Regions from separate parts of the Homo sapiens genome. Here all the other regions are linked to region 5. Evidence: chromatin loops called from intact Hi-C (ENCODE). Cell type or tissue: mammary epithelial cell. All regions are shown on one strand. Links, peaks and the distances in the headings refer to the core of each region. The heading gives the core; the rest is flanking DNA.

Region 1 (6,200 bases), core at 651-5,650, 53 kb before region 5:
CTTAGGTAAGCAAGAGCATCAGTGCAGGGGAAGTTCAGGAAACACTGAGCTGGAGGAAAGGATAGAAGCATTACTTGAATAATGATCTTTGAGAGGTGCAAGTCATGATTGGAACAATTTTAGCTATTATTTAGCTACTAGATATTGCCTCTTTAAACATAATTCCATGCATAGACTGAAACTTGGAGGATCCCAAGATTTGTTCTATTTAGAGACCTGACTTCCAGAACTATTCTACCTCCTCCATCACTTCTTACTCCAGTAAATATCATGGAACACCCTTCTCAGGTTGAAAAGAAATTTAGAGACTTCCAGAGTAGGCATTGTCACAGCTTTTGCTGGCAATCCATTACAAAATTAGCTGTCCCTATTTTCAGAGGAGTGTTGTGTGAGATCTCAATTCCTTTACCTAGTATTCTGTTCCCAGCAAAGTAGATGTTGTGTTTGATGGTTCTGAATGTATTCTGTGTTGATATTAAGGCTTCTGGGTTTGCTAATCATATGAGAATATATGTCAGCAACTCTGGTGTTAATAATTTAGCCTACAAAAATCAATTCTAACGCAATCTTGGAATATTGTGCAACCCACCTGTTCATTAATATTTCACCATCTGTAGATCCTAGTGAAAGATGGGTCAAATTCAAATATATTTTCTTTGGCTCTGGAGACAAAAATAATTGGCAATCAACAGTGGTAGGGACAGCTTCTGTCAATGCACAGTAGGAGTCATGGAAGAACCCTCAGCTCCCTCCTACAGCTCTTCCCAGCAGACTTCAAACACATTTTTTCATCCAACAGGGAGCCCTTTAGGCTTCTATTCACCAACCCAGTGGGATCTCCAATTGCTGGAAATTTCATAAAGCAAAATTCCCCAGGGAGTTTCAACAAAGGTACTTGGGAAGCCAAAACCCCACTAGCTCTTTGGCCCAACTCAAAAACACAGCTGCAGAATAGCTTCCCACACTCTGTGCTCCTAGCCACTTGAGATTTAGCAGCTGTATTGTTCTCCTTGGTGTCAACTCCTGTCCATTGCAGGGGACTCTTGAAAGGAAGGGTGGTCTAAATGGAGGTAGGACTAGGAAGAAAAATGTCATACTCATTATCATCATCAGGCCACACATTTCTATAGGACTCTATGGTTGTACATGATGTTTATGAACATGGTATTCTTGATCCTCATGTTGACCTTGTAAAGTAGGAAATGCAAGAAATCTTTTACTCTGTTTTGTACACAAGCAGACTGAGGCTTACTGCAGTTAAGTGCCTAGTCCAATGTCCTACACTTGGCAGAGCTAGAACCAAAATGTTGGTCTTTGCCCTCTAGTTCAGTGCTTTGTTCTTTCCCCCAAATGGCTGCAGTATATGTTTTGCCTCATAGACAGTCTTTGATTTGGCTTCTTAACTAGTGGATGCAGCTCACTTGTATACAAAATAGGTATTCCTCAGTCTTTGGGGAGCCTAGGTGGACCTGGGGTGGCCCAGGCCAGCAATCTCTGCCTCAAATGACCTAGTCTATTTACCGTAGTGCCGTAAAATTGTCACTTTCTTTGTGTATAATAACATGAAAAATGATGGAAACCACTATTTTAAAGGAAAGTTTAAATATGTCCCCTCTTTCTACAGTGCTTAATATCTGAAAGCCAATTAATATGCCTGACCTTGAAAAGTCACGTCTATCAACCGTAAGTAGAAAATGAAATTTAATTTGCCATTTTTTAGTGAGCTTTTAAATTGTACATCTCCCCATAGCCTCTCATAACATGCAGTGTGGATTAAAGTGCTATTTGAATACCTCTTTTTTCAAAACTTTATGGTCAGTCACTATAAAAGAACTTCTTGTTCCTTTTTCTTCTGTCCTCCAATGGAATGACTAACCTCCATCTCCCTGACCCCCCCATATATTTAGGCCAGATTCCCTGACCTAACCTCTACTGCGTGGTATTTAGTTCTGAAACAAAATAAGTCAGTCTCTTTGCGTGAAGAAATTTCTTTGTTTATACTTCAAATTGGATTAGCTCACGTCATTACTCTCACTTGGGCTATTATGAAAATTTTTCTTCTCTTCATGGGTTTGGTTTTTATTAGGTTTTCAATTCTGCTATTCTTGGTTCAGATCCAAAAGCCAATTAATGGAAACATGCCCACAGGCAAAATTAATATGTTCATTTTAACATCCATCAATTCCTTCTCTCATTCCCTATTCCAGTCTTTTCTCTTAACGTACATTTGAGCACGCCTCAGGAACCTGTACCCAAAGCCTCATACATTCTCTGTCTTCACTCAGCTCTCATATCAAGAAGGTCAATTCACACTGAGTTATAGGAATGTGACTTTATGTTGACACCTAGTTTACTATTTACAAAGCTGTTTCTCATGCATAGATGAGATTCTGGGTGTTGGGGTGCATATTAGGGAAGAAATGCTTTTGGGTTCATCTGTCCCACACAGTGTCCGGGCAACACTTTTGCATGAGGCCATCCAATGATCCATGGGAAGAATGCTGTAGTCTTTAGGAACCTTCACCTCCAAGTGACAGAAAATGAACCCAACTGCTTAAAGAGAAAGACAATGCATTTTCTCATGTAACTGAAAAGTCCACTGGTACACTTGAGTCATGGCTGAATCCAAAGTCTTCCCATGACAGTTCTCAGGCCTTAGGACTCTAACGGAATGACACCTATCCTGGGTCTCCAGCTTGCAGTGGCATATTGTGGGACTTCTTGGCTTCTGTAATTGCATGAGTTAATTCACATAACAATCTCCATATATATATATATACACACACACACATATATATATACACACACATATAAAAAATATATATACATATATATAGAAATATATATATATTTCTCTGTTTCTCTGGAGAACCCTAACACAAGACATTTAGTAGACCAACCCCCTTTCAATGTCTTCTTTACCACAAAAATTCTTCTGACTCAACCTCTAGAGAACTTGTTCTGTTTGTGGTTAGGGAAACAAGTTCAGAGAAGCACAGGGAGGAGAAAATGGGGTACCTGTGAGAGATCTGGAAGCTTAACTTTTATGTTCATAATACAAGGGCACCATAGAAAGACTAGAACACAAAGACACCATGTTTGAGATCTAATTAATGAGCAGAGAGGCTGGTTGGCAAAGGTCTCTCCCATCACAGACAGAATAGGACCAGGACTGTAAGAGTGATAAGGTCAAGAAAGTAGTGACAGAAACTGTGATGAAAACACAGAAACATGGCAAAGGGTTTCTCCAGACTCACTGCAACGTCAGCCCAGGTCAGAGCAGCAGCAGCAGCTAATGCAATAAAGCACAGCAGGTGCAGTGTGCAGTTCTGAATCCAGACACACCCTGAATCATATCCTTACACGTCCTAATTGTGTAATCTTCAGCGCATTTCTTCCTCTGTTAAGTACGGATGGTGATATCTTGTCCCCCTCTGTGGGTTGTGTGAAGACTGAGAAAGATTTCATATGTAAGGGGCTTAGCAACACACTGATTAAGCGGTAGGTGGTAGGAATGAGATATTAATGTCTCTGACGTTCCCATTTTAAGTTCTAAGAGGCTGTTTCACTTGGGAAATGTCTGGAAATCTGGGTAGAACTATTTGAGTGGTTCTTTTGGGGCTTGCAGTTTTCAGGCAAGTATCCACCCACTGGAGGGCATTTTTGATTTGAGGCATGGATGCTATTGTTGTATGTTGTCAGGCTGTGTTCTTCCCCCCATCCTCACCACATATCTATTTGCAGACATAAGCTCACATAAGGAGAAAGGATCTTGATGGATTTGCAGTTCTGATTTATTTAACTATCTGATGGTCAAATCTGGTCCTAACTAAGGCCATGTGGCAGGGCAGGACTACTGACCATTAGGGAAGGGGAACATGTACTGGTGACCCCCAACTCGATATCAGGGTCCACCAGCCCATTGCAAATGATGCACCTTACATAAAACATGTGTGTGTGGTGTGTGTTGAAAGAACCTAACACTAGGAGCCATAACACTCCAGACTTAGACAGTTTTATTGTCAGCATCTGGGACCTGGCCTAGAACAGAAGAAAGAATGATTGTTCCTCACATCTCAAGGAAGCAGCAACAAGATGGGGCTGGAGCCAGCAGAAATGGGGGACATTTGACATGACTATAAATGGGGTCAAAATAGTCAAACAGGAACTGGCTTGGTCTCAAATCTCGTGTTATTCTTCTGCCTTTAGCAACTGGGGTCAGATTTAACATTTCTTTTAAAAAGGTCACAGTGAACTTTTTTATTGTTGTTGTTGAGTTGGAGTCTTGTTCTGTTGCCCAGGCTGGAGTGCAACGGCACGATCTTGGCTCACTGCAACCTCTGCCTCCTGGGTTCAAGCGATTCTCCTGCCTCAGCCTCCCAAGTAGGTGGGATTACAGACATGCGCCCCCGTGCCCCGCTAATTTTTTTTGTATTTTTAGTAGAGCTGGGGTTTCACCATGCTGGTCTTGAACTCCTGACCTCGTGACCCACCCACCTTGGCCTCCCAAAGTGCTGAGATTACAGACGTGAGCCACCGCGCCCAGCCAGTCCCATTGAACTTTATCTACCCAAAGGCAAATTTGGGGGTTATTCTTCCATGACATTTAATAGTCCTAGGACAAAAGACTTTTCTGAATCTCTAACTTCAGTGGTGACATATTAACAGTCATTACCAGTTATGAAAACAGGCTCGAGGACTGTCGACAGTAATTAACTTTCCCAGCGCTGCGCTGGCACTGCTACTGGCAAATAATGTTAGCCACTGAGACATCTGCTAATTAGAAGGCAATGGTTTCCAACTTTCCATTGCTTCTGTGACCCATGCATGCCATATAAATGAAAAGTTGGAAAAGAATAAAAGCTGAAATTCCTATGCTGGAACAATATTTAGAAACCTCAGGGAAGAATCAAGATAAAAAGCCAACTTGATGCTGGTCCAAGGATCTTCCTCTTGGAAATATACACCAATAGGTCTAGAGCTTTCTCCACTGCTCTTTACTCCCAGAGTGCCGAGTCAGTGGTAGCCAGGGATTAAGTGGAGAAAAGAACTGGATTGGATTGAATCTTGTCCTTTCTCCCTTTATTATTCTTGCCCTGACCCCCACAACCTCAAACTTTTGAACTAGGGGATAGGAGGAAAGCTAAAAGCCAAGAGCAGAGGTTTATGGGAGAATTTAGGAAAATATTCTGAATCCATGGTTCTCAAGCTTGGCTGCACATTAGAGTCAACTGGGAGCTTTAAAAAACACTGAAGCCTGGGTCCTAGTTCAGAAGATTCTGATATCAATGGCATGGGGTGTGGCACTGCGATTTTAGAAATCTCACTAAGGGTGCAGCCAAGGTTGAAAACATTAAGTTTCTTGCATTTAACCCGAAAGTGAGGGGATTAATTTGTGGTTTCCTCTTAACTAGCAAGATTTCATAATGGTAGTGTTTCTTAGCTTTAGATGAATATTAGAATTACCTAGGCAGGTTTTAAAACATGCAAGGCTAGGGCTTCACTGTAGTTGAAACTGAGGATCTCTGACAGTAGGGCTTGAACAATGGCATTTTTAAACATTAATTCTCATATGAGCCAGGGTTGAGTGCTACTGCTAAGGCAGAGGTTCTAAACTTTTAGTGTGCATGAGAATCACCTGGCGAGACTATTAAAAATGTATATTCTTGCATCCTACTCCCTGAGAGTGGGGCCTGAGAATTTTATTTTTAACAGACAACACAGGTCATTTTGGTGAAGGTGGTCATTAAGACCATTCTCATCCATCATTCTGATTGCTTTCTTGTGCTGACCAAGATGCAGTTTGCTCAACACAAATGCAACCCTGCCAACTGGTCTTTGGTGATCCTCAATTGAAGGGACAGGAAAATGAGGCAGTACCACCCTCCTAGGTGGCATTTGAAAATATCCTCGCTTGTTTTCTAATAATCATGCCTGGAGATGCCACAGATATTTAGTGAGCAAAGGCCAGGTATTCCAAAGAGTCAGTCCTGCAAACAAGAATCGTCTTGCCCAAAATTTTAATAGTGTTGCCAGTGAGAGACCCCAGAAGGTGGAAAAGTTTGAATTGTGTGTGATCTAAGGTATCAAGGTACAGACTTTGGCACTAGGCAGTCCTCAAATTCAGTAGCCATGAGATGTGAGGAAAGGTCCGACTGTTCAGGAAAGAAACCAAGACATGTAACAAAGCCTACCTCCCA
Region 2 (6,200 bases), core at 798-5,797, 220 kb after region 5:
ACCCTATCCTCTGCCCATAAAAAGACTTCAGCTGGCAGAGCAACACAAGGCGGCTGATGCAAACGGCTGGGGATGCAAGCAGCTGAGCGCTGGGGATACCAGTTGCTGAATGTCAGGGATATAAGTGGCTGGGTGTTGCAGACTATCTATAGATGGCGGCTAATTTCAGACGGTGTGGATTCAGGGAAAGATCACCTTCTTCCCGCACCATCCCCTTTCTAACTCCCATCCCACTGAGAGCCATCACCCAGTAAAATCCTCCGCATATGCTACCCTTCAATCTGTTCGTGTGACCCGATATGTCCTGGATGCCGAACAAGAACCCAGGTGCCCAGAGGGCAGGGGCTTGGATGCTGTTATGGGGCCCACACAGAGCCTGCTCCCGCCAGAGGAGTGACCGGCCTGTTCTAGCGCTCGTTCCCTCCCGTTCCTGCACTCGCTTGCTCGCACGCTCCCACGCTCCTTCTCGCATGAGGAGCGGCCAGTGATGGGCTGAGTGAAACAAGCCACTCCAGTTCCCGCCCACAAAGGGGGTCAAGGAAACTATCCCATCTCACTGGCACCTTGATTTTGGACTTCACAGCCTTCAGAACTGTGAGAGATAACTGTTTGTTGTTTAAGGCATCCAGCTATGATATTTTTGTTATGGCAGCCTGTATTAGTCTATTTTTCACACGGCCAGTAAAGACATACCCAAGACTCAGCAATTTACAAAAGAAAGAAGTTTAATGGACTTACAGTTTCACATGGCTGGGGAGGCCTCACAATCATGGCAGAAGGCAAGGAGGAACAAGTCACATCTTACTTGGATGGCAGCAGGCAAAGAGAGAGCTTGTGCATGGACACTCTGCCTTGTAAAGCCATCAGATCTCATGAGACGTATTCACTATCACGAGAACTGCACAGGAAAGACCTGACCCCGTGATTCAATTACCTCCCACCAGGCCCCTCTCACAACATGTGGGAATTCAAGATGAGATTTGGGTGAGGACACAGCCAAACCATATCACAGCCTCACCAGACTAAGGCAGAGATTATTACAAGTAAACTAAAATTTGTTGAATAATTGTGATGAATGTCTAATCATACTATCTGAATTCTCATTTGCCAGATTCTTCCTGTCCAATATTTCTAAATCCAGTGGAAACATAGAAGGAAGATAACCCAAATTAAAACATTTTTCTTCCAGCTGGGTGTAGGAGCTAGTGTCTGTAATCCCAGCACTTTGGGAGGCTGAGGCAGGTGGATCACTTGAGGTCAGGCATTTGAGACCAGTTTAGCCAACATGGTGAAACCCTATCTCTACTAAAAATGCATAAATTATCCAGGCGTAGCTACTTAGGAGGCTGAGGCAGGGGAATTGCTTGAACCCAGGAGGCAGAGGCTGCAGTAAGCCAAGACCATGCCACTGTACCCAAGCCTGGGTGATAGAGCGAGACTCTGTCTCAAAAAAACAAACAACAAAAAAACAGTTTTTTTCCATTTTAACAAGTTTGGGGAATTCATGATCCTTTATTGTGAGTTGTTAATGTATTGGTTGGATGCTTCTCTCTCCAAGTAACAGAAAATCAAGTGGAAGTGGCCTAAACACTTTATAGTGTTTATTATCTCAAATCACAAAAAGTCTAAAGGCTGGATTGATCCAGCATCACAATACTGTCATTAGGAACTCAGACTCTTTCTATATTCCATGTTCCTACCCACAGCTGGTTGGCTTTCATCCTAGGCCTATATCCTCATGTTTGCAAAGTGGCTACCAAAGCTTCAGAAATCATGCCCTCACACTTTCTTCTAAAGGCAGAAGGGAAGAAGGAAACTCTCCTCTTACATCTCTTTCTTTTTATTAATGAGGAACGTTTTCTCCACACTTTCCTTATGTCTTGGTGGCTGTAACTGGTCATACCTGTGCTGTAGCAGAAAGGGAACTGTTTCAGGAAAGAAATAACTGTCATTTCCAATTCTGTTGTGGGACACAACTTTTGTCAAACAGCCATAAAGGGAGAGAAATGACTATTGTGCAGGGAAACTTGTGGGAGAGAAAACAAAATTTCTTCATTAAGATTTGGTAGCTTCCCTTAGATATTTCAATAAAAGTGAGTCAGATTTCTAAACCCAATTTCATATCAGAATGGTTTAGGCCCAGATATTTCCTGTCTATCTCCTGAGAGTAATTCTAGCCTCATAATGGACTCCAGGGCATAGGATACCCATCATGGGCCTGAACTAGCTCTCCTGCTAGCATGTGTTTCCACTTTAAGGAGGAATGTCTGTATTAAAAAGAAGAATGTGTTTCAGTAACATATTATATCACCAGAAACTTCATTCATAGGGGCTTAAGTAATATAGGAGGTTAAGAAAGGCAGTTGATGTATGCTGGCTCCAAGAATTTGTTGAATTAGCCAAAAAACACTCCTGAGATTCTTGTGATAGAGGAGAGGGTTTATGTGGTACATTGAGGAGGTGACTCCATCAGTACTTTGGCAGGAAAGAAATCAGTGGGTAGAAAGTTGGGATGGACAGAACATATGGACTCACTGAATTGCCCTCTGCCTGGAGGACATGGCTGACTCCAGGTGTCAGGTATCATTGATGGGTTCCTCTCAGTTTCTAAATACTTCTGGGAATAAACCTCCAATACCCAACTAGACCAGCTCCATCTCTCATGAGATAGATTTGAAATGAACGCTTCTGGATTTAAACATGCCATAAGGACTATGTCAGATCTACTTTTAGGGCTATTTTGGGTTATAGTTTAAGTTTTCTCCTTTTCAATTCACTCTTTCCCCACAACCATCAGGAAATATTACTGGTACTTAAAATGTCTTGACATAGGACTTTCCAATCTATACCTATAAATAAATGGGTTAAACTGAATTTCCAAGAGAAATAATAAGTTAACATATTTATTCACGCTAGGTTGCAAACACTCAGGTAATAAGTATACACTAATAGATGAATGCAACAGCTCTTTTCTTTTAATAAATTATATAAACATAGCTCCAAAGCTGAGTTGCACCAAGCATGCATTTTTATTCACTTTCCATTGAAAGGTCTGTGGCTGACCTCAGCAAGGATGGGGTAGGTCTAATAATGGGATGAGACATAGCACAAATTTCCTTATATGGCAAAAGGGTAGAACCTTGAGTGGTGATGGGGCCCTCCTCCAGTTTAATGATATAAAGCTAGTGACTCTGAACTTCTAACTCCTTGAACCTAGAGGGAAGTGTCCCTTAATTCATGCAGATTAAGCTACAGTGACCCTTGGACTTTGTATTTACTTTTTGTGCCTTAAGAAAATAAAGAAACAGAGCAGAAGCGTCGGGTGTTCCCCGGGCATGTAGTAGGATAAACATACTGAACAGACAAGAAACTGCACTGAAGTGTCAGTCATCCTTGGAATTGCAATTTACCTTCAGCAAAACAGCATCAAGTATCATTCAATTAATGCTGTTAACTTGAATTATATTGGCAGTGTTTATATTTAATTTATATTTTTTCATGTATAATTATAAAGGGACATTAAACATAAGAATTTTATACCAAGTTTATGTTTAAGAAACATAATAGAAATAAGTCAACATAAGGATTCTGTTTATTTTTCTTTAAAACATGTACATGTTTGACTTAAATGTGAGAATGTCTGACCTCTGACTAGAGCATTACATATTAGGAATATTGGTCCATTCTACTATATGCTCTATTGTAGAGCAGGGCTCCCCAACCCTTGGGCCACGGACCCAGTAGTGGTCCATGGACTATTAGAAATGGGGCCACAGCTAGTGATCTATTACCTCGTAAGCTCTGCCTCCTTTCAGATCAGCAGTGGCATTCAATTCTCTTAGAAGCACGAACCCTGTGAACTGTGCATTGTGAACTGTGCATTTGAGGGATCTAGGTTGCGTGCTCCTTACCACAATCTAATCCTTGATGATCTGAGGTGGAACAATTTCATCCTGAAACCATTCCCCCATCCCTGGTAGTAGAAAAATTGCCTTCCATGAAACTGATCCCTGGTGCCAAAAAGGTTGGGGACTGCTGCTGTAGAGGAAGAAAAATAATTTTTTCCTCAATTTTTGTAAGTTCTTAGTTAGAACAAACTCCTATGACAAAAGACAGATAAATAAGAGAAAAACAGAAGTATATTAACATGTATGTTTCACCTGTATATGGGAGATGCCTAGGGAATGAGTAATCTCAAAGAGGTGGCTCTGAATTTCAGCTTACATGGCACCTTCCACAAAGAAAAATAAAATTTTAAAGAAGTGACAAGAAAAAAAAAAAAAAAGGACTGTGAGTCTCTAGGGGCAGCAAATTGGGAGAAAGCGAATAAATGGCAGAGAAAGGCAACTTAGTAAGGCTTGTTAATGCACCTTCCTGTGGTGCCATCTCCAGGCCAGTAACGGTTCAAAGTTGTCTTCAGCGGTTAACTCTTGTCCTCCCTGGTAGAGAGGGTGGGGCAGGCTACATCTATCTTTCTAAATCTATGTCCTGCTTTTAGGCAAATAGATGGAGGGCAGAGAGCTTTCTTGCATCTGCTTCTTTGTAATTGCCTTCAGCACAAAACAATCTGGAGGCCAAAGAGGCATGTTTCTGGGTGGTGTATTCTGGTCTCTCAGGATCCTAAGAAAAAAAATCCCTCGTTTTGTCAAAGCTAAATTATTCTAGTATGCTTCTGGATTAGATTTGCTGTAAGAGATGCTGACAACTGCCTTAGCTTTGTTGGTGGGGGGCAATAAATATTTTATAGACATTTACTAACATCTTTCAATAAAACAAAACGTGGCTAGTATAGCAGGTAAGCCTTTCACAGTCAAAAAATTAAACTATGCAGAAATGTCACTTTCTCTATTCATCCATAACTGTATTTAGTGATGGAACCCTTAATTCTGGCCAGCAATACAGAGGAGGAAGTTAAAATGGCCAATTCAAAGTAACTCAGTTACTTGCAGTTTTTTTTCTTTTTTTTTTTTTTTTTTTTTTTTTTTTTGAGGCAGAGTCTTGCTCTGTCACCGAGGCTGGAGTGCAGTGGCGCCATTTTGGCTCACTGCAGCCTCCGCCTCGTGGGTTCCAGGGATTCTTGTGCCTTAGCCTCCCCATAGCTGGGACTACAGTCACACACTACCATGCCCAGCTAATTTTTGTAATTCTAGTAGAGATAGGGTTTCATGATTTTGGCCAGGCTGGTCTTGAACTCTTGGCCTCAAATGATCCACCTGCCTCTGCCTCCCAAAGTGCTGGGATTACAGGCATTAGCCACCACACCCGGCCTACTTGCAGATTTTAAAATCTCTGTTGGGTAAGGGCTCAGTCAAATCTGGGACTCTTCCCCTGCCTGCTCACTTTCTCTGCTGTTCCTGGGGGTGTGCTAAGCTCTTAAGCTCTTGGGGAGGCTCATCCACCATGTGGCCATGCTCTGTTCCCATTTACTTCCCATGATAGGAGTTTGTTTCTGGCTTCCAGCCCTCACCTTCGCCTCTGTCTTTGGGTTCATGCTCTGGCTTTTGCTACAGATGTCTGTGGTCATTTCCACGGCCTTTAGTTTCAAGGTCTAGCATTTTGTTCCTTTTTTGGCCCAACCACAAGCTTTCTCTGGTCTCTGGCCCTCTTAGCACTTCTGCTTCCCTAGCTCCCAACTCCATCCTGGAGGGTTTCAGGAGCTCTTGCTTGCTTTTCTACCTAGGCGACTACTGAGAACCATCTGAGATGGACAAGCCTATTTGTAAAAATAATGGTGACACAGTTAGGCATAAATATCTAACAAGAAACTACCTGCCCACTGGCTCTTGCAAAATCCCTAATTTACTTTGACAAAGTTGCGTGAAAGTTGTGATCTTGATAGAAGAAAATAAGAAACAAGTATTGCTTCTAACAGTTCAAATACTGCTCTGGGAAAGCAGGAAGAATTGGATTCTCTTTTCTTAGACAAGGGAACAGAATGTCAAAGATAATATAGTGTTGCCTTGGGAAAAAATGTTGGCTTTCAGGGTTTTTCCCTTCTGGGAGTCTGAGTGGCCTTTGAGGATTTGATACTAGGGGCTGAGCCAGTGTTGATTCCTGTACCAGCGAGCTTTGTGTATAACACATGCAGCTTCTAAAATGAAGAGCTGCCAATTACTAACCACCCCACACTGAATCAGTGCCATCGGGGCCTGCTCGGTGTGTGGGCTGTGTATCTAAACTGCAGTTTCTAGTTGTTTTTT
Region 3 (6,200 bases), core at 608-5,607, 130 kb after region 5:
AAAATACTTAATTTTATTTTTTTTTCTCAAATACTCAGGCTGATGGAAATTCTGAAAAAAGTTAATTCACAACATGGTATATTACCTCCATCTAGAGGTCATTCTAACTACATATGTTTTGACAAGAACACTGTATTTTTCTTTGCATTGATAGTGAATATATCCTTAATCATTGACTATCATACTGTTTCAACAACTACTAAAACAACTCCATTAATTTCCCTGCAGTATTTCTCATTCAGCACCAATGCTGTTTATACTATGAAAAAGCAGAGGCAGCATACTGTTAACAGAAAAATGACTAGGCATATAAGAATACAAAACTGGGTTCTAGTTTCTGTTTTTCCACTTGTTGTATTGCTCTGATTACTAATCAATACACACATTCATGCGTGCATGCACACATACACACAGTACCTTGCTTACCCCATCTATAAAGTGAAAACAAGCTGCTCTGTAAATCACATGTTCTAAGACATGTGGATATAATTTGCAAAGGGTAGAGCACAACCAATATGTAAGACATTACTTATAATTAAGGTCTGGCTTATTTGGCCAACAAACTGCAAATCCATTGGTCACTTTATTCTCATTCTCTTGATTCCAGGAGTATTAAATATTTTTTGTCAGTAGAACAAAAACAACTGAATCTTATAGAAAGCATATACAGCCTTAAAGTTACAAAGTCATTTCATTTTAGAAAAGATAGAGATAAAACTAAGTCATTAGAATGATCTGTATTTTTCAATCATTCCCAAATCATACTAACCCTTTTTGAAATTTATTCTTAAAGATTACATCTTTTGTTTCAAACTGAAGGTTTGTAAACCATCATATAATACTGTAAACGATGGGTCTGCAAACTCTTGCAGTAGGGCCAGATAGTAAACATTTTAGACTTTGGGGCCAGTCTTTTGCAACTACTCTGCTGCTGTGCAAAAATGCCTGTGTGTGGCTGTGATCCAATAAAACTTTATTTACAAAAACAGGCAGTCAAATTCATCTGCAGGCTATAGTTTGTCATTCATGCTGAATGAATGAGAATATGTCTTATTATCATACTAATAAATTCAGCCTTAATTCAGTTTTAACATAATTAAAGAGAGTCCAGCAGAATAAGATTTGAACATTTTATTATAATTAATTATAAAATCAGGCCACCTAAATTTCACCCATTGCTTCTCAAGTCAAAGTTTAAATTTCTTTTTTCATCCCCTCAAACATCTACTATTTAATTTAAGGAGGACTTTTGCATTCAGTGGGATATAGTATAAGAATTAAGATTAAATTGACATTTAAATTTCTCAAATCTTAATCAACTGATTAATTTTATTTTTTTAATTCAAAACTGATACTGAATAAGAAATTAGGTGAAACACAATTGAATCACTACTCTGTGTTTTGATAAGATTTAATACTGGGGTTAAATGCTATGATTATAAACAAGACAAGGCATTTAGTTCTCAACAAAAAGTAAAAGAAGATGAACAAAGGAGATGTAACCAGATTAGTGGAAGACAGACTGGGAAACCCAGAGTTCAGCATCATCTATGCTCACAAGATACATTTCAAGGTACTTAATGAAGCCCTCAGAGAAAATTCAAATTCAACATTGCTCCTCTATGAAAATTTGGAAACCCACACTGATAAATAACCTCAAATTGACGATTTACACCAAATGCACATTTTTAATGTGATTCTTCATGGGTACAGATGCATGTGGGAGAGAAGGAAGAGGACAGAGGATGGGAAAGGAAGAGCAATAGACGAGGGAGAGAAAGAAGAGAAGGAAGAGGAGGGGAGGGAACAGAGGAGTCAGAGGTAAGAGACAGGAAGAGTAGGGGAGGAGGAGGAGGAGTTGAGAGTTAAAAGTAGGACTTCGGTGTTCTTTCTGCATCCTAATTAGGCTAACCAGTTCCCAAATACCTCCATTATCAAACGCGATGAAGAGAGAGAGTAGGGCTTGATCACCACAAATTCATTACAGTTACTACTAAACGTAGGAACAGAAGTACTTTAACATATATGTTAATTTACTAGTGTTATTATGTAAATTAGATTATCTAGGTAAACCTGGCTAACATAAATAATTGCCAAGACCCTCTGTTCTAGGGAAATGATCTTAAGTCTGTACCAAATTGTTACCTGAAAAATTACCTTTTTCCCTAGAATTTTGGCAGAGGCACCGAGTACAAAACAATACTTTATCTATTAGGTACTCCAATCCCTAAAGCAAGATTCTCTACTATCCATCCGCGACACACTAAGAAATTATTCACAGGTTCTGCCAGATTTAGCCCTTCACTCTTCTCCAGGCTACGTAAGATAAGGAAAATAATTCACCAGAGGGAGGAAGAGACTGGGAGTGAGGATTTCTACAGGGTTAGGGTGCTGTGGGTTCTGCCTTCCACTCTCTCATGACAGAGGGCAGGGGCTAGGCTTGCATCTCATCTAAAGCTATGTGAGGGCAGCATCAAAAAGTCTATTCATATTTTGGCATGTGTCCCTTTGAGTTCGGACAAATAAAATGTTACCGGATTCCTCCCCAGGGAATTTTAAGTGAGAGTTTGTGAGTGGAGCTCCCCCTGCTGGTGGCAGAGTGAAAAAAGAGGTCTCCTTTGAGGAAATGGTTTGTACTTCAGATTTTGGTGGGGCAAAAATGAGTCTTCTGTGGGACAAATGTGGACCTGTGGAAAGGGAGTCATTTTAAGAGAGATTTTGCCTAAGAGTGCCCCTACATCATAGGGATGGGAAATAAAGTAACCGCAAAGAAGGGTGGATTTCTGGAAACTTAGGGCTGAAGAAAGGGTCATACATTTATTATTGTATCTTCCCACTATCTGGGGCACCTGTATTGCTGGAGAGAAAAAGAAACCAAGAGAAAAAGAAAACAAATGTAAAAATGCAACTACAAGAAAAAGGAAGAATAATAATTTAAAACAATATATTCCTTATTGTTTTATAATTTATAATTTATATTTATAAAATAATGTTTACATAAACATACAAAGGGTCCAAACACAATTAAGAATGATTTTTTTTTTGCTCTAAGGATATTTACCTATACCAATCTAACTAATTAAATTCTCTTTGTTTGAACTTTTAATATCATAAATGGCTTTTCCTTGATCTGTGGAATTTGTATATTACGATGCATCAATGCATAAGAAATGGTTGATGTGCTTTTCTACATTTCATTTAGAAACATGCTATCATTTTAGTATTTGTGTTCAAGCAAAATGTTATACTGAACTAGATTTAATTATAACGTATCATCTTCAAAGCCAGTAGACTTGGTAGATTCATTCAATAATTTTTCAATAAAAGTTTCCCTTAAATATATTTCAAGGCTGCATAATAAAAATGTGAATAAACAGAATAAGAACAGTTACTGTGCTATTATACATATTTTTCAGTGAATGTGACTGACAGATTAAACGTATGAGTCAATAGTATTTTGAAAAATCCATTTAATTTATAAAGAGGCAGGTTAGAATTTAAAAGACTGCATAAATCCTATACACTTACCACAGATGACAATGTCCATTCATGGGTGCTCTATTAATAGCTCTTTCACTTAAAGTTTTTCCTGAAAGATAAAAGTACTTACACTTAATACCTTCATGTGAGTTGGTAGGAGGTGGATTATTGAATTAACTCATGGTTCACAAAGTATGGTCCCAAGACCAGAAGCATCAGCATCACATGGCAACTTTGTTTAAGAACTTTTCAGCCACATTGGAGATCTACTCCATCACACACTGTGGGATTGGGGCCCAATAATCTGTGGTTTAATGAGCCTCCAATGATTCTGATGTATGCTAAGGTTTGACACCCACTAGACTAAGCAACTTAACCAAGTGCAAGAAACGTCATTTAATTACTGCTTACAAAGCGTAATAGAAATTTTCTGTATTCCATTCAAACAACATTTACTGAGTACCTACTATGTGCCATACTGTGTGAGTGTCTGGGAATAAAATGTAAAATAAGACAGAGTCCTTGACCTCCAAGAGCTCACCGTTCAGTATGCTGCAGGCATATAAACAAGTAAGTTACATGCAAGAAAAAAAAAAAGACCAAGGTGAAAAAGAGGGCACAGCAGAGTGGGTAACTCTAACTCTGCCTGAAGGAGTAAGGGAAGGCTTCCCTGAGAAGTTCTTGCCTAATCATTCACAATAATGAACAGGGCCAGTGACATAAATAATTCCCCCAAATTATTTTACTTAGTTTTAGAGGAATTTTTAACCATGTAATAATTAATTTGGGGCTGGACCTGGTGGCTCACACCTGTAATCCTAGCACTTTGGGAGGCCGAGGCAGGTGGATCACCTGAGGTCAGGAATTCGAGACCAATCTGGCCAACATGGCGAAACCCTGTCTCTACTAAAAACACAAAAATTAGCTGGGCGTGGTGGTGCATGCCTGTAATCCCAGCTACTCAGGAGGCTGAGGCAGGAGAATCACTTGATCCCAGGAGGCAGAGGTTGCAGCGTGCTGAGATTGCGCCATTGCACTCCAGCCTGGGGGACAGAGCGAGACTCTGTCTCAAATAAAAAAAAACCAAAAATAATAATAATTTGGATAGAGGTTTGTTTATGGCTTGGAAAATCTAAATACCTGCAAATAAAACAGAACTGTGTTCTGAGAATCTTTCTCAAAAGGGGCCCTTTTGTTTTATAACTTCTTTTCTCCCTGATCCATTATTATTATCTTGAAGAGACTATCCAAGGATATGCAAAATGCTTTTCTAAATAAGTGGTTGAGATAATCTTTATAAATAAAAATATTTTATTCTAAAACCACGGTTCTATTTGTTAATTTGTTAAGGTGGCATTCTACAGTTCTATCCATTAAGATAAATATTCTGTGTAGAAATCGACATAAATTGGAAACAATTAAAAAGTGAAGCATTTTAATAATAATTAACTGCAGTGTGAACAAATATTAAAGAAATTAGCAATTTTAAATGAATGATTAAAAACATGCTTTTTAATGTAAAAACATTAAAAACTAAATCAATTTTTTAGCTACATTACCAAATGAATAAAACTTTCAGCGTACTGCCAGAAGCCTGAAATAGAAGTGATTCCATCACTCCAAGAATATAAAAAGACGCCGGGTAGTATACAAACTAGATTCATAGCCTCACTTATGCAGTCAGAATAAAAGTAAAGCTATTTCCTTTAGAGAACTGTATTTTGTGATCTTTATGATGCATTCATATCGATTACTTAATTAGGAAAGTTAGAAAAATGTTTCTTTAAATAAAGATTCATATCATAATACTTCAGAAACATACTGCATAATGATATACTCACTTTGAGTTTTATCAAAGAATTTTGTACTCTCCAGTGATCAAATCTGTACTAAGCATAACAACCTTAAACATGCTATTATGAGAAGAAATCTTCTGCACTTCCTCCCTCATGCTGAACCCCAACGTTCTTCCACGGCTGGTCTGAGCCCCTGCCTTGCTCTCAGTTCCAGTATACTTGGTCATTACCATTACTAAGCACTTACTCCTTATACACTGAATATAATTGGCTGTCCCTTTATTATCTTTTCCATAGAATAGGTTCCGTAGTGTTGTGCAGCCTTCATCTTATTTATGCCTCTCCTTCTCTCCCTCCTCCCCTTCCCTCCACCCTTCGTTTTCACACTGTTCCTTGACAAAATAATTTTGAATAAATATTTCTTAAATGGATAAATTAAAGGAATTCTTTTACTTTTATTTCAATATCTGAATGAACACATCGGAGGCTTTTTCTACTCCTTTTTCTTTGGCACTATAAACTCTTCTCTTTTGGATATATCCTATTTCAATTCTATGCTTCATTTTAGCCCCTGAATTCCCTTCAACCTATTTCTTTACGAATTTCACCATCTAAGACATTAACTCAGTTAAACTCCCATTCCATTTAAGAATAGAGATCCAGAGCGATTTTACCTATGGCAAACTGTAACTTCCATAAGAAAGACTTCCCTGCATCAACCTCCATCCTCTGCCATCATATTCTCCTTTCTGCTACATATGCTCGCAAACAGCCTGTTCTCTATCTATCTATCTATCTATCTATCTATCTATCTATCTGAGAAAGGGTCTTGCTCTGTTACCCACTCTGCAGTGCAGTGGTGAGATCATGGCTCACTGTGGCTTTGATCTCTTGGACTCAAACGATCCTCCCACCTCAGTCGTG
Region 4 (6,200 bases), core at 574-5,573, 390 kb before region 5:
CTCACACCCGTAATCCCAGCACTTTGAGAGGCTGAGGCGGGGGGATTGCTTGAGCTCAGAAGTTTGAGACCAGCCTGGGCAACATGGCAAAACCCCCGTCTCTTGAAAAAAAAAAAAAAATCATCTTCTGGATAAATTAGTTTCACCTTAAATCCATTTTGTAACAAAACAGGGATAAGTATGTTAATGAATGAATGACTAAATAAGTCAATGATCAAAACAGTAAGTGAAACAAATAGGAAATAATACATCAGTAGCCTCTTGACCTGCCTTGGTGGAATGAGGCTCTGGGCATCTCCTGCTCTGAAGAGCATTCTGGGCTCCCCAGAGGTCTGTAGTAGTCCATCCCAATTTTGTTGGAGACCAGAGGAATGAGACCAAGGCCATCATCTCAATTCACACAGGAACCACTTGGAGTTGCTCAGCCTTGCAGCCCAGATTGCATCATGGAACCAAACTAGTCCTGCCAGAATGATGGTGTGAGCAATGTCTGCCTTCTCGGGGACCCTGATTTTTCTTCCTTCCTATGGAGGCTGGAACCATGCTCCATGTCCTAGCACATATTCTCATTTGGGTCCCTCATAGGACTGACCATGTCCCATGTGTCAGCTTTTCCCTCGACTTTCTTCTTCCAAGGCCTCTTCCCATGGTGTCCTGCTCTGCTCTGGGGACAGTGTGTGGGATCTGGTTAACTTGGTGGAAAGGAACAGCCTCCAAGAGACGGAAACTCTCATGGCAAGAATGTCAGACATAACTAAAAGCCAGAGTTGAAGGCATTTCTGGAGGATGGGCCACCGATTCCTTCCTTCTATGGGCCACTTGAGTCACTTGTGTACATGCTAGAGACCAGGCCAGGTGTAGTAGAAGATTAAACACAGGGCCGGGCGTGGTGGCTCATGCCTGTAATCCTAGCACTTTGGGAGGCTGAGGCGGGCGGGTCACGAGGTCAGGAGATCGAGACCATCCTGGTTAACACAGTGAAACCCCGTCTCTACTAAAAACACAAAAAATTAGCCAGGCATGGTGGTGGGCGCCTGTAGTACCAGCTACTCGGGAGGCTGAGGTGAGAGAATGGCTTGAACCCGGGAGGCGGAGCTTGCAGTGAGCCAAGATCACACCACTGTACCTCCAGCCGGGGTGACAGAGTGAGACTCCATCTCAAAAACAAAAAAACAAACAAACAAAAATCCCAAAAAACAGCAACAAGAAGATTAAACACAGACACAGACCTTTTCCCTCCAGAACCTTAGAAATGAATGAAGGGACCAGTAGCTGCACAGATCATTCTAGTAAAGACAATATATAATAAGAGAAATCATTTTTTGTTTAAATATTGATTTGCTGATTCCTATAAAAATGCTTCTTTTGCCCTTTTTTTCTTCCCATGAGCCTTTCTTGCCTCTTCAATGTTATCTGATTGTACTTTCCAGCTCATGGACATTACACAAAATGGCAGTTCCTAGGAAAAGCGAGAATAGAAAAAAAACCATAGCTTTTCAGTCAATTCTTGTTAACACTAGAGCCCGGAAGGGTCATGTAGGTCAATGAACTGTTGCTCCTGGCAATTGAAATAATTTATCCTCTGAAAAAGAGAGATCAGGACTGCCCCAGAGCTAAGTTAAAAACTGTGGGGTTAAGGCAGGGCACAGTAATGCCTGTAATATCTGTGCTTTGGAAGGCTGAGGCAGGAGGAGTGTCTGAGGCCAGGAGTTAGAGACCAGCCTGGGCAACATAGTGAGACATGACTGTGTCACTGTACTCCAGCCTGGACGACAGAGTGAGACTCTGTCTCTAAAAACAGAATAAAACAAAACAAAAAACCTGTGGGACTACCTGAGGTCTAGGACTAGATTGTCAAGACAGGAGAAGGGTAATGACCTGGGCAGCACAGCAAAGGCTTCTGGAAAGGACACACACAGCTTCTTATCTCTGCTCTCTATATCCTGCTCATGACTTCAAGACGTCATGGTGCTTTTCTGAACCTCAGTCTCTTCATTTGCAGCATGGCTATAATATCCATACTATCCACCTCACAGGGTTCTCGTAAGAATAGAATGAGTTACCATATATACATAAACTCCATCCTCAGCACACAACACAGGACTTAGTGGCTGCCTCTCATTTCAGGAGAACTCACATTTCTTAGTTCACTGGGAAAAGGTTGAGATTGGCAAGTATCCCACATCCATTAGAGAGGTGACTCAGCGATTATCCTTCTAAGGATTAAAAACAGCTTTATCAGGCAGCCACTCTGCTGCGATGTACATGATTTAATTCAATTTAATCATCTCAACAACCCTACAAGGAAGGTATTTTCTTCCCCCTTAGACAGAGGATGAAATCAAAGTTCAGAAGAGTTGATTACACCCTGCCTGAATTCACCTAGGGATTTGAACTCAGATCTGTCTGACTTCAGGTTCATTTACTTTTTACTCTGCCCCATTGGCTTTCAGCTTTGATAGATATGGAAATAAAACCTAGCCCTTCACATCAGGCCATTATCCTATACACCCAAGTAGGCCATGGAGAAATGGCCTTTCTCTAAGGGGAAATGGGATCTCTGGAAAAGTCACCTTGCTTCTGGGCCATTGCATGGAGACAGCTGGGGTCCAGTGAGATGCCAGTGCCCAACAAATGGGCACCAGCTCTTCATCCTCCTCTCTCTGTCTCTCTTTCTCTAGCATCACATAGGATGACCTCAAAGCCAACAGCTATGGAATGCATCTTCCTGGCCTCACAGGTCTCTTGAAGCTGCCGGCTGCCCCCAGCAATCAAGCCAGATGGATGTTTTGGGTGGAAGCCTAGCTGGGAAACAGCTTGCGGGCTGAGCAGGGGTGTTCAGTGGGCAAGGGGCAGGCTTCACGCTAACTCTTTCTCCATGCAGTGCTGCTTCCTCCTTCTGGCCTGCTTTCTGATGTCCCCAAGGCCTTTTCAAGTAGGAGTGGAAGGACAGAGTGGATGTGGCCAATCAAGAAACAGCATCCTCTAATCAGGTCACCCAGGCAGCCCCTCATCTAACCCAGCTGGCTCTGAGCCCTTTGCCTGGGGATCATTCTGTTTTGTAACAGCAAGGCTGACCTCAAGCGAGGCCACTTGGTCTGGATCTTTGATCTAAACAAGCACGAGGGCTTTCTCTCTGGAGACTTCTGTCTTGTTGGCAGGTCTCCAGAAGGGGGCGTTGCTGTTGCATGTGTCAATAGGATAGTAAGATTTAGGAACAAGCTGCAGTCGTTTAGGCAAGGGAGGTTGCGAGTTAGTCCTTTGCTCGGACTGCTTTTGTCACCAAGGGTAAGTGCTTGCTGATGACTTTTGCTCCGGTACAGAAGTATCTAAACTTTCCAGAGATGTGTAAAAGAGAGCCTTATAAAATTTAGGAGAACACATCAAAGTTACTAGATAGAAGGTCATTATACAAAAATTAACTTGCATTTTAAGGTACCAACCACAGTTAGAAAATAAAAAAATTTAAAGCTAACACCTATAAAAGAAACAAAAGCTATAAGGTACCAGAAATATATACATGATCTTTATGAAGAAAATTATAAAACTTTACTTGTTTAGGTATTCTTTTTGTTTTGTTTTGTTTTTGTTCTTAGGGTTTTTTAGAGACAAGGTCTCTCTCTGTTGCCCAGGCTAGGGTGCAGTTGGCACCATCATAGCTCACTGCAGCCTTGAATTCTTGGACTCAAGCAATCCTCCTGCTTCAGATTCCCAAGTAACTGGGACTACAGGTGGATGACACCACACCTGGCTAATTTTTTTTTTTTTTTTGTAAAATAGGATCTCACTATGTTGCCCAGCCTGGTCTCGAACTTCTGGCCTCAAGTGATCCTCCTGCCTTGGCCTCCCAAAGTGCTGTGATTACAGATGTGAACCACTGTGCCTGGCCTAGGTATTCTTTAATAGATAGATAAGATGTATTTATGATATGAAGATACAGTGTCATAAATTTCTTTTTTTTTTTTTTTTTGAGATGGAGTCTCACTCTGTTGCCCAGGCTGGAGTGTAGTGGCATGATCTCGGCTTACTGCAAGCTCTGCCTCCTGGATTCATGCCATTCTCCTGCCTCAGCCTCCCGAGTAGCTGGGACTACAGGTGCCCACCGGCACGCCCGGCTAATTTTTTGTATTTTTTAATAGAGACAGGGTTTCACTGTGTTAGCCAGGATAGTCTCGATCTCGTGATCTCGTGATCTGCCTGCCTTGGCCTCCCAAAGTGCTGGGATTACAGGTGTGAGCCACTGCACCCAGCCTTGGTGTCATAAATTTCAATTCTTCCCAAATTATAAATTCTTTGTGACTCCAACCAAATTCACATAGGATTTTTTTTATGGGTCTAGACAGGATGATTCTAACATTGTTCTGAAAAAGGACCAAAAATAGTTAAGAAATTTTGAAAAACACAAGATGAGCGACTCACCCTATAAGACTATAAGACCTGTTAAATTAAGACTGTGTGGCTTTAGCCAAGAAAGAGACAAACAGACCAATAGAACAGAATAGAGACTCGCAAAACAGATCTCTGTACTTATGAAGACTTGATATATGACAGAGGTGACATGCAGATGAGTAGAGAAAGAATAAATTATTCAATTAGTGGTACTGGGAATTTGATAGCCCATATTGAAAACGAACCCAACAATATGAAATTTTAGGTGAAAAAAATTTTAAGTAAAACTTTCAGACTTCTAGGAGAAAATACAGAAAAACTTCCAAGATCACAGTGTAGGCAATAATATCATAAAACAGAAATAAGTACAAGCACTAAAGAAAAACATTCGTAAATTTATGTGCATTAAAATGTAAAGCTTTGGCTGGGCATGGTGGTTCATGCCTATAATCTCAGCACTTTGGCAGGCCAAGGTGGGAGGGTCACTTGAGCCCAGGAGTTTAAGACCAGTCTAGGAAACCTAGTGAGACCCCATCTCTACAAAAGATAGGAAAAAATAGTCGAGCATTGTGTTAGTCCATTCTCATACTGCTATAAAGAACTATCTGAGACTGGGGAATTTATAAAGAAAAGAGATTTAATTGACACACAGTTCTGCAGACTGTACAGGAGGTATGGCTGGGGAGGCCTTAGGAAATTTACAATCATGATGGAAGGTAAAGGGGAAGCAAGCACATCTTCACATGGTGGCAGGAGAGAGAGAGAGAGAAGGGGGAAGTGCTACACACTTTTAAACAACCAGATCTTGTGAGAAGTCCATCATGAAACAGCACTAGGGAGATGGTGCTAAACCATTAGAAACCACCCCCATGAGCCAATCACCTTCCACCAGGCCCCTCCTCCAACACATGGGGATTACAATCAACATGAGATTTTGGTGGGGACACAGAGCCAAACCATATCAGGCATGGTGGTGTGCCCCTGTAGTCCCAGCTTCTTAGGAGACTGAGGTGGGAGGATTGCTTGAGCCAGGGAGGTTGAGGCAGCAGTGATCTGTAATCATGCCACTGCACTCCAGCCTGGGTGACAGAGACCCTGTCTCAAACAAACAAACAAACAAAAAAAGGTAAAGCTTCTTTTCCTCAAAATATGCCATAAAGTAAAATAAAAAACAGACAAACACAAACTGGGAAAAGATATTTGCAATGTGGCAGTCAGGGGAGTGTGCTGTTCGGCTCCTTTCAACAGAGACACACTTATGAGGTGTGATTGGCTGACAGCCTGGAGTTGCCTCATCTTCAGGATCCACCACTGTGTTCTAGCAGAGGCTCTGCTAGCTCTGACCGATCCTAGCCAATGTCTGAGTACGGAGGGAGTACCAGAGTTGAGTCATTCCTGCTCAGTGTGGGACTTCTTTAAAAGGCAAACTTTCTTCTGAGGCTCCCCATTAGCCTGGCTGACTTTCTCAGAGCTGCCCTGCAGATGGAGGCTTTTCCCACCCAATTCTCTTTCCTCTTCTTCCCTTTCACAGGCATAAAGACCTGCACTGGGGTCTGAAAACTCTCCCCAACCATGCCTGCTCTTTTCCCCATTATCCTGCGCAGGTATTACCCCCCATTATTGTCTTGCACTTCCAATTTTGTTTTGATTTCTGCTTCTTGGAAGACTTGAATTAATATAGCCTATAAAGAACAAAAGACTAGTATCCAAGCTGGGCATGGTGGCTCACGCCGTAATCCTAGAGCTTTGGGAGGCTGAGGTGGGAGGATTGCTTAAGGCCAGGAGTTTGAGACCAGCCTGGGCCAAATAGC
Region 5 (6,200 bases), core at 844-5,843:
TCGAACTCCTGACTTCAGGTGATCCACCCACCTCGGCCTCCCAGACAGAGTGTTGGGATTTCAGGTGTGAGCCACTGCCTTGTTTGCTACTCCTAATATAATTTGTAGAAGGTGTTGTGCTGAGGACACACTGGTCATTTCACTGTTTAATATTTTCTAGTAATTTTTCTTTTAAACAGGTAAATACTTACCTGTTTAATATTTTCTGGTAATTTTATCTTTTTTTTTTTTCTTTTTTGAGACAGAGTCTCACTCTGTCGCCCAGGCTGCAGTGCAGTGGCGCGATCTCGGCTCACTGCAAGCTCCACCTCCCGGGTTCACGCCATTCTCCTGCCTCAGCCTTCCGAGTAGCTGGGACTACAAGCGCCCGCCACCACGCCCGGCTAATTTTTTTTGTGTTTTTAGTAGAGACGGGGTTTCACCGTGTTAGCCAGGATGGTCTCAACCTCCTGACCTCGTGATCCACCCGCCTTGGCCTCCCAAAGTCCTGGAATTACAGGCGTGAGCCACTGCGCACAGCCAACATCTCCTTATTTAGCCAGTATTAGGCACCAAATATGTGCCAGGCACTTTAAACTTTAGAAAGAACAATTCTCATAAGTGTCTTAAAAAGCATCTGTAGTTTCCTGTTCTCTACATGGTTCCCAACGCACATACTGTGGCTCACTAACATTGCCCTGGATATAATGACCCCTCTCTGAGGGCAGTTGAGGTCGGGAACTTTAGAAACCTCCCGAGTGTTGTTTCTTATCCTAGGAATTCGTGGGCATGGAAGACAGGTCTTGAGAAGGCTGTTGCCATGAACTCCCCACTGTATTTCTAGAAATTCCATATAGAACCCTGTGATACCTATAGCTATGTCTGAAAATCAGTGTTCTTAGTGAAAATAGAATTAATCTTAAAAAATGGTTACACGGACATTTTTTTCTGATTGCAATGTTCTCACCAAAGATATTCTTTGTTACATATCCTCAACCAAAGAAATCTGGAAAAAAGAAGCACAAACTAAGAGATTAAAATCATCTACAATTCCATCATGCAGAGGAAACTACAGGTAAAATGTTGCTGTATACATCTCTTAATCTTTCTAGATCTGTTTTGTTAAACAACAGTTTTATAGCCTACTTTTTATGTAACAATATATTATGAACAATATATTTTTCCAGGCCATTGCCTTTTCTTCTGTGGTATAATTGTAATGGCTGCATAGTATTCCATTGTATGTATGTATCATTATTGATTTCACTAACTGCATACTATTAGACTTTCACATTATTCCCATTTTTTTTTCACAAAAATATACTGGGTTAAAAATTATTGTTTCTAACTCTTTATTCCCATTCATTATTTCCTTATAATAATTCCCAGAAGTAGACTTTCTGGGTAAAAAGATAAGCCAAAATTTAAGCCTTTTGAAATGTACATAGAGAAGCCTCGGGTTTTGAGTAGAAAGGTCTTTGTCCCTAGCTCTAACCCAACTGTGTGACCTTGGGCCTAACTACTCCATCTGTTAAATGGGGAGCATGGTCATACGCCCCACTGCATTTCAACAGCTGATTCTGACAAGATACCGCTGACTGTCTGCCCAGCAGCCATTCTTCACTTCATTCCAACAAACCCTGATTTTTTTCAAATATTCACCCCTTCCCCATTGCAGTCTTTGTACTTCCAGGTTAGGCCTAAATTGTCTAAGTATAATCTCATCCCCCTGCCAGTGAGAGGTTCAGGAATAGGCATATGGACCAATTAGGTTTAATAAGATTTATGGGGAAGTTTGCTGGGGCTTCTGGAAAATTCTCCACCTTTAAGAGAGAGCCATAGGAAAAGAGAGTCTCTCCCTCTGGATGTTGTCAAGCTTGGCCCTATTATTGCAATAGCCATGTTATCCCCAGCCTGAGAATTAAACTGAACACAGATGAGGCAGAGCTGAGAATCCCAAGGAAATGGGATTGGAACTGCTGAATTAGGCAAACTTGAAGCTTGCCCTGCCTCTAAATTTCCAGTTATGAGGGCGAATTCTGATGGCGTACACTCTTGGAATCAGTTAACTTTAATTTATAACCGCAGTTCTGATCATCATCTGTTTAATTTTCTTTCTTAATTATAGTAAATGTTTTTTTCTTTCATGGGCTTTCCTTCCAACTTCTTGTATCCTTCGCTTTCCCAATTTTGAAAAAAAAAAAAAAATGATGCCTCAAGGGAATATTTGAGTGAAAAGGATAGGCCTTAAGCCAACAGTTCAGAAATGACTCATTTAAATCTGCAGAACTGAGAGAGCCCAACCCAGGCCTTCCAGTTTGGTCATAGAATCAGAAGATTTTTCAAGTCGGAAGGAACCTTGATGCTCAACAAGTCCTAATCCCATTTTGTAGATGAGGAAACTGAGGTTCAGAAAGATATTATGAAAGTGCCAGACAGCTGGGTACTCCCCAGGCAGCACCTTCACAAGACTTACCTGGTACCCCAATTTGACTCCTGTCATATTTCAGTGGGGGGGATTTAAGCCAAAATATATCACAATTGGTTCTTTGAACCCTTTGTTTCCTGGCAAATCAAAGTTCCTCATTTGTAGTAAGAACTCAAAGAGCAATGTTCCTATCACCACACTGGAAGTCCAGTCTTCTTTTAGACCTCACTAGTGATTTCTTTCTAGAAGTCCCTAGGGAAAGTCCTCACAAATAATCCAGACTTCTCTCTGCAGTGCCTGTGCTCTTGGTCTGCACCCCTTGCTACCTTCTGCTACTTCAATTATTATTTCTTCGTACTCCTTGCTCACAATCCAGGCTGCTGTCAACTGCCCCCCACCCCCGCCCCCCCCACCCAGTGCAACTCTATCTCTGCTCAGCCGGTGAGCCATTGTCCAGGTTCCTTCTGGCTGTCCCTGGATTGCCACTTATTCATGTTCTTTTCCCTTTCTAGCATGAAGAAAAACTCCTGTTCCATGGCAGCTGATTTCTCCCAGGAGATCTGGGCCTCTGGTGGGCAAATTGCTGCTCTCTTCCCCAGCAAGCTTCTCCCTGGAACACATGTGCACTCGGGGGAATGGGTTTGACCAGGGCTGGTTCCAACCCAGCATTACACTGTCTGTGGGATCACATCTCTTTCCAACATCCAGTTCTGACTCCCATTCCCCTCTGTTTAGCTGCTTCTTCACACAGGATGCTTCTCAGAAACTTCACTTCCAAATTATGGGGTGGGATTCAAGCTGGAATTCTTCATCTATGATGAAATTTTAAAATGGTATTCAAAGCTTTGTGCAAAATAGCATTTTATGGTACGTAAACCTCTAATTTTTATCAGACTCTCAAAGGGATCTGCTAGAGACCACGGGCCTCTAAAGCTCTTTAAGTTCTAATGTTCTGTGACCCTGTGATTGCATAATATGATTTTGTGGCAAATTTGCCCAAAGCAGAAGCATTCAGTCACTCTCCCAAACTGCTCTATTACATTCCTAAGTGAGTACAAGAGTGTATGCAAGCATTTTAGCCTTATTCGCACAGAAGATATTATATTAAGAGAATAATCAAGGATTCAGCATCAAAAGCTTTATCAGCAAGATATTAGTACTCTACCTAGAAGACTATTCTAACCTCAAGTACTATAAATATTAGGAGATCTTTATTTTCATAGCAGCAAGATCTTGGAAACTGTACTGGTGAAAAAAAGATGGTGCTTAGAACTCCTGCCTCCCTTTTTAGTTGCTCTTTCTGTTCAAGGAGTGGGATGCATGGGAAAGGTGGCCTGGCTCCCTTCTCCTCTGTGTAGCCTGTAGTTCTACGATTGGCCCCTAGACGGCGATCTTGTGTTAGTGAGGGACATGGTAACTAAATGAAGTGGGAGCCGGCAGTGACTGATGGCTGAAACTGTCAACAGATCAAATGGTAAGAAGTGAATAGTAGTGATTTTTAACCGTGGTTGCAGGATGAAATTGGAAAAGTAACACAAAATCTTCCTATATTACTTAGAAGGAAATTTGGAAACACTTAGAATTAGTCTGTGTATTGAAAACATGATTTAAGTGTGATATTTAGAGGAAACTGTCAATTAAAAAAAATTTTTAAATTATGGTAAAATACATATAACATAAAGTTTGCCACGTTAACCATTTTACAAATGTGCAGTTTTTAAACCAAGTGCACAATCGGTAGTGTTAAGTGCATTCATGTTGTTGTCCAACCAGTCTCCAGAACTCTTTCCATCTTGCAAAGGTGGAACTCTGCATCCATTAAACGGCAACTTTCCGTTACCTCCTCTCCCAGCCCCTGGCAAACAGTATTCTACTTCCCATGTCTATGAATATGAGTGCCTCAGAGAAGTGGAAAAAAGTATTTGTCTTTTTGTCACTGGCTTATTTCACTTAGTATAATATTCTCAAGTGGGACCTGCCAATTTTCATTACAAAATTATTTTTTAATTTGTAAAGAAAAACTGGCAATTAGTAAAAACCATAAGACTGGACATTGTCTCATGCTCACAGCTTCACAGGCAAATGCACTCATTCAAACCAGTAAAAGTGAAAACCTCCATCCACAAGACCCACCAGGAGGTCTCATAAGGCTCTATTAAACCTGCAAACTCACAAGACTGCCAAGGCCCACTCTAGACAGCAGTTGACCCAGAAGATTCATAGGCCAGGAGGCAGAGCATGTCAGTAGGGCACATCCAGACTTCCTCTTCTGCGGGACCTCGCAGCAGACCACAAAGCCATCCACACAGTGGGCAGAAGCTATTCTCTTTGGCCCCCATGTGGACTGAGTTGTGAAGAAATGAGACTCACATCAGTGGGGTGTGGAGGCCACACTATATGAGAGGCCCTGTATTTCACAGCAGCTAATATCTCTTGGAGGAACTCCATGGCCATAACTTTCATGGTCTTCTCAAGGTCATGCCAGTTACAAGGGTCACTGCACTTAGGGAAACTCGAAAATATGGCTTCTTCTCTGGTATTTATAGTTGTCCCAATCCAGATAGGATTTACCAATCAGGGCCCACTTGTACTTTCCTTTATCAGGTTTCCATGGGAACAGAGCTAGGAAGTTAGCCAAAAATCAAATGCTCATGCAAAACTGGAAAGGGTTTCGTTAATCCTTTATTCACTGCCCTTCACATGGTTAGATTACAAAGTCTGACAAAGCATCCAGTTAAATAGAAAGGAGTCAGAATGACAAACTGATATGAAGAACTAAATTACACAATGGCATTTGTCATCTCTTATTTGTTACAGCTGCTTTGGTGTTCAAAATGGATGCGACTTTGCACAATGCCTGGTTACTTCTGGGGAAAATTTTCCATTTCAAAGCTTCATAAGAGAATAAATTATATTTGGGGGGTGGATTTAAATACAATTGGAAGAGGGTTTCTCTCTAAAGTAATTTCTATAGAAAATAGTGAACAGAGATTAAGAGAGCAAGGAAAAACAAATCTGGGCTCCAGAAGGAAGCCAGTTAAGAAAGTTGACTGCCAGAGGGCTGGTAATTCAAGAACAAGATGAGAGATATGGTTTGGCGGAGCCCCTTTCTTTATCCCTCACCTCTTTGGTTCTCCCTGCACCTTCTGCTGAAGTTTGGGATTCTGTAACTAGAGATAAATCTGTTCATTCCACAATGACATGTAAAACTTAATGTACAAATACCTTAAGAGAGAATTATTACAAAGTCTAAGAACGCAGAATCACAAAATGTTTAAGTAGAAAGAAGTCACAGAGCTCACCTAGCAAGCTCTTTATCTTGTAATGAAGAAACTGGGTCTCAAAGAAGGTAAGCAGCATTCCCCAAGTCACACGGACTGGTAGTAATGGAGCTATGGTTAGAACCTCAGATGCTTGACACACAGCCGATCCAATATTATATTTTTTTCCTAAGAGGGGAAAGAGGAAGCATGTGGAAAGGGAAGAGAGGAGTGCTGACTTGGGAAGAAGGCAGCAGGGCAAGAAGAGGGAAGGCACAAAGGCATTTCTTCCTGGCAGTGGCTGCTCCCTTGTTGCAGGTTAGCTTCCCTTTTTGATGCAAGGCGAGGACTCCACATGGGTAGGAAAGGGCATGGGGCCAGTAATTTGTTAACTCTGATCTTGCTAAAAAGGAGTCTCTTTTTAATCTTCAAAAGAGAAAGTAATTTGCTCTTTAATCATTCTTCAGGGGCTTTGGAACTGCACATAGAAAAACTATGACTTCCTCAGGATACAAAATCAATGTGCAAAAATC

The links. A loop is a pair of places that touch in the nucleus more often than their neighbours do. Peaks named below come from ENCODE experiments on the same cell type or tissue, not always from the same donor. Only the 100,000 strongest peaks of a DNase experiment are listed, where the experiment ranks them.
Region 1: a loop joins it to region 5, with 3 times the contacts of the local background. A loop is called at or near these places in 9 of 110 quality-filtered maps.
Region 2: a loop joins it to region 5, with 7 times the contacts of the local background. A loop is called at or near these places in 14 of 110 quality-filtered maps.
Region 3: a loop joins it to region 5, with 11 times the contacts of the local background. A loop is called at or near these places in 62 of 110 quality-filtered maps.
Region 4: it touches region 5 in a loop (6-fold over the local background); 6 of 110 quality-filtered maps call a loop at or near these places.

Annotation. Positions count from the first base shown.
Region 1 is chr2:38,166,035-38,172,234 of GRCh38, reverse strand. All of the region lies in intron 2 of CYP1B1-AS1 (CYP1B1 antisense RNA 1), which reads right to left. It also overlaps a transcript of LOC107985871 not described here. Among named protein-coding and RNA genes, the nearest start is that of CYP1B1-AS1, 38 kb to the right of the region's middle. In mammary epithelial cell, for the core only: no CTCF peak of the experiment used is centred there; DNase peaks (open chromatin) are centred at 2,974 and 3,284; H3K27ac peaks cover 1,939 bases.
Region 2 is chr2:37,894,707-37,900,906 of GRCh38, reverse strand. No RefSeq gene overlaps it. Among named protein-coding and RNA genes, the nearest start is that of PIRAT1, 22 kb to the right of the region's middle. In mammary epithelial cell, for the core only: no CTCF peak of the experiment used is centred there; no DNase peak of the experiment used is centred there.
Region 3 is chr2:37,978,672-37,984,871 of GRCh38, reverse strand. It overlaps RMDN2 (regulator of microtubule dynamics 2), which reads right to left. Exons shown (of 11, transcript NM_001170791.3): 5 at 3,529-3,589. The region is part of intron 2 of RMDN2-AS1 (RMDN2 antisense RNA 1); the gene reads left to right. Among named protein-coding and RNA genes, the nearest start is that of RMDN2-AS1, 55 kb to the left of the region's middle. RefSeq lists a silencer at 4,138-4,501. In mammary epithelial cell, for the core only: a CTCF peak has its summit at 2,587 (motif pointing left); no DNase peak of the experiment used is centred there.
Region 4 is chr2:38,505,505-38,511,704 of GRCh38, reverse strand. The region is part of intron 1 of LINC02613 (long intergenic non-protein coding RNA 2613); the gene reads left to right. Among named protein-coding and RNA genes, the nearest start is that of LINC02613, 7.1 kb to the left of the region's middle. In mammary epithelial cell, for the core only: a CTCF peak has its summit at 3,171 (motif pointing right); DNase peaks (open chromatin) are centred at 2,174 and 3,174.
Region 5 is chr2:38,113,017-38,119,216 of GRCh38, reverse strand. LOC107985871 (a long non-coding RNA gene) reads left to right here. Exons shown (of 4, transcript XR_007086290.1): 3 at 982-1,054; 4 at 6,135-6,200. Among named protein-coding and RNA genes, the nearest start is that of CYP1B1-AS1, 15 kb to the left of the region's middle. In mammary epithelial cell, for the core only: a CTCF peak has its summit at 3,784; DNase peaks (open chromatin) are centred at 2,236 and 3,786; H3K27ac peaks cover 655 bases.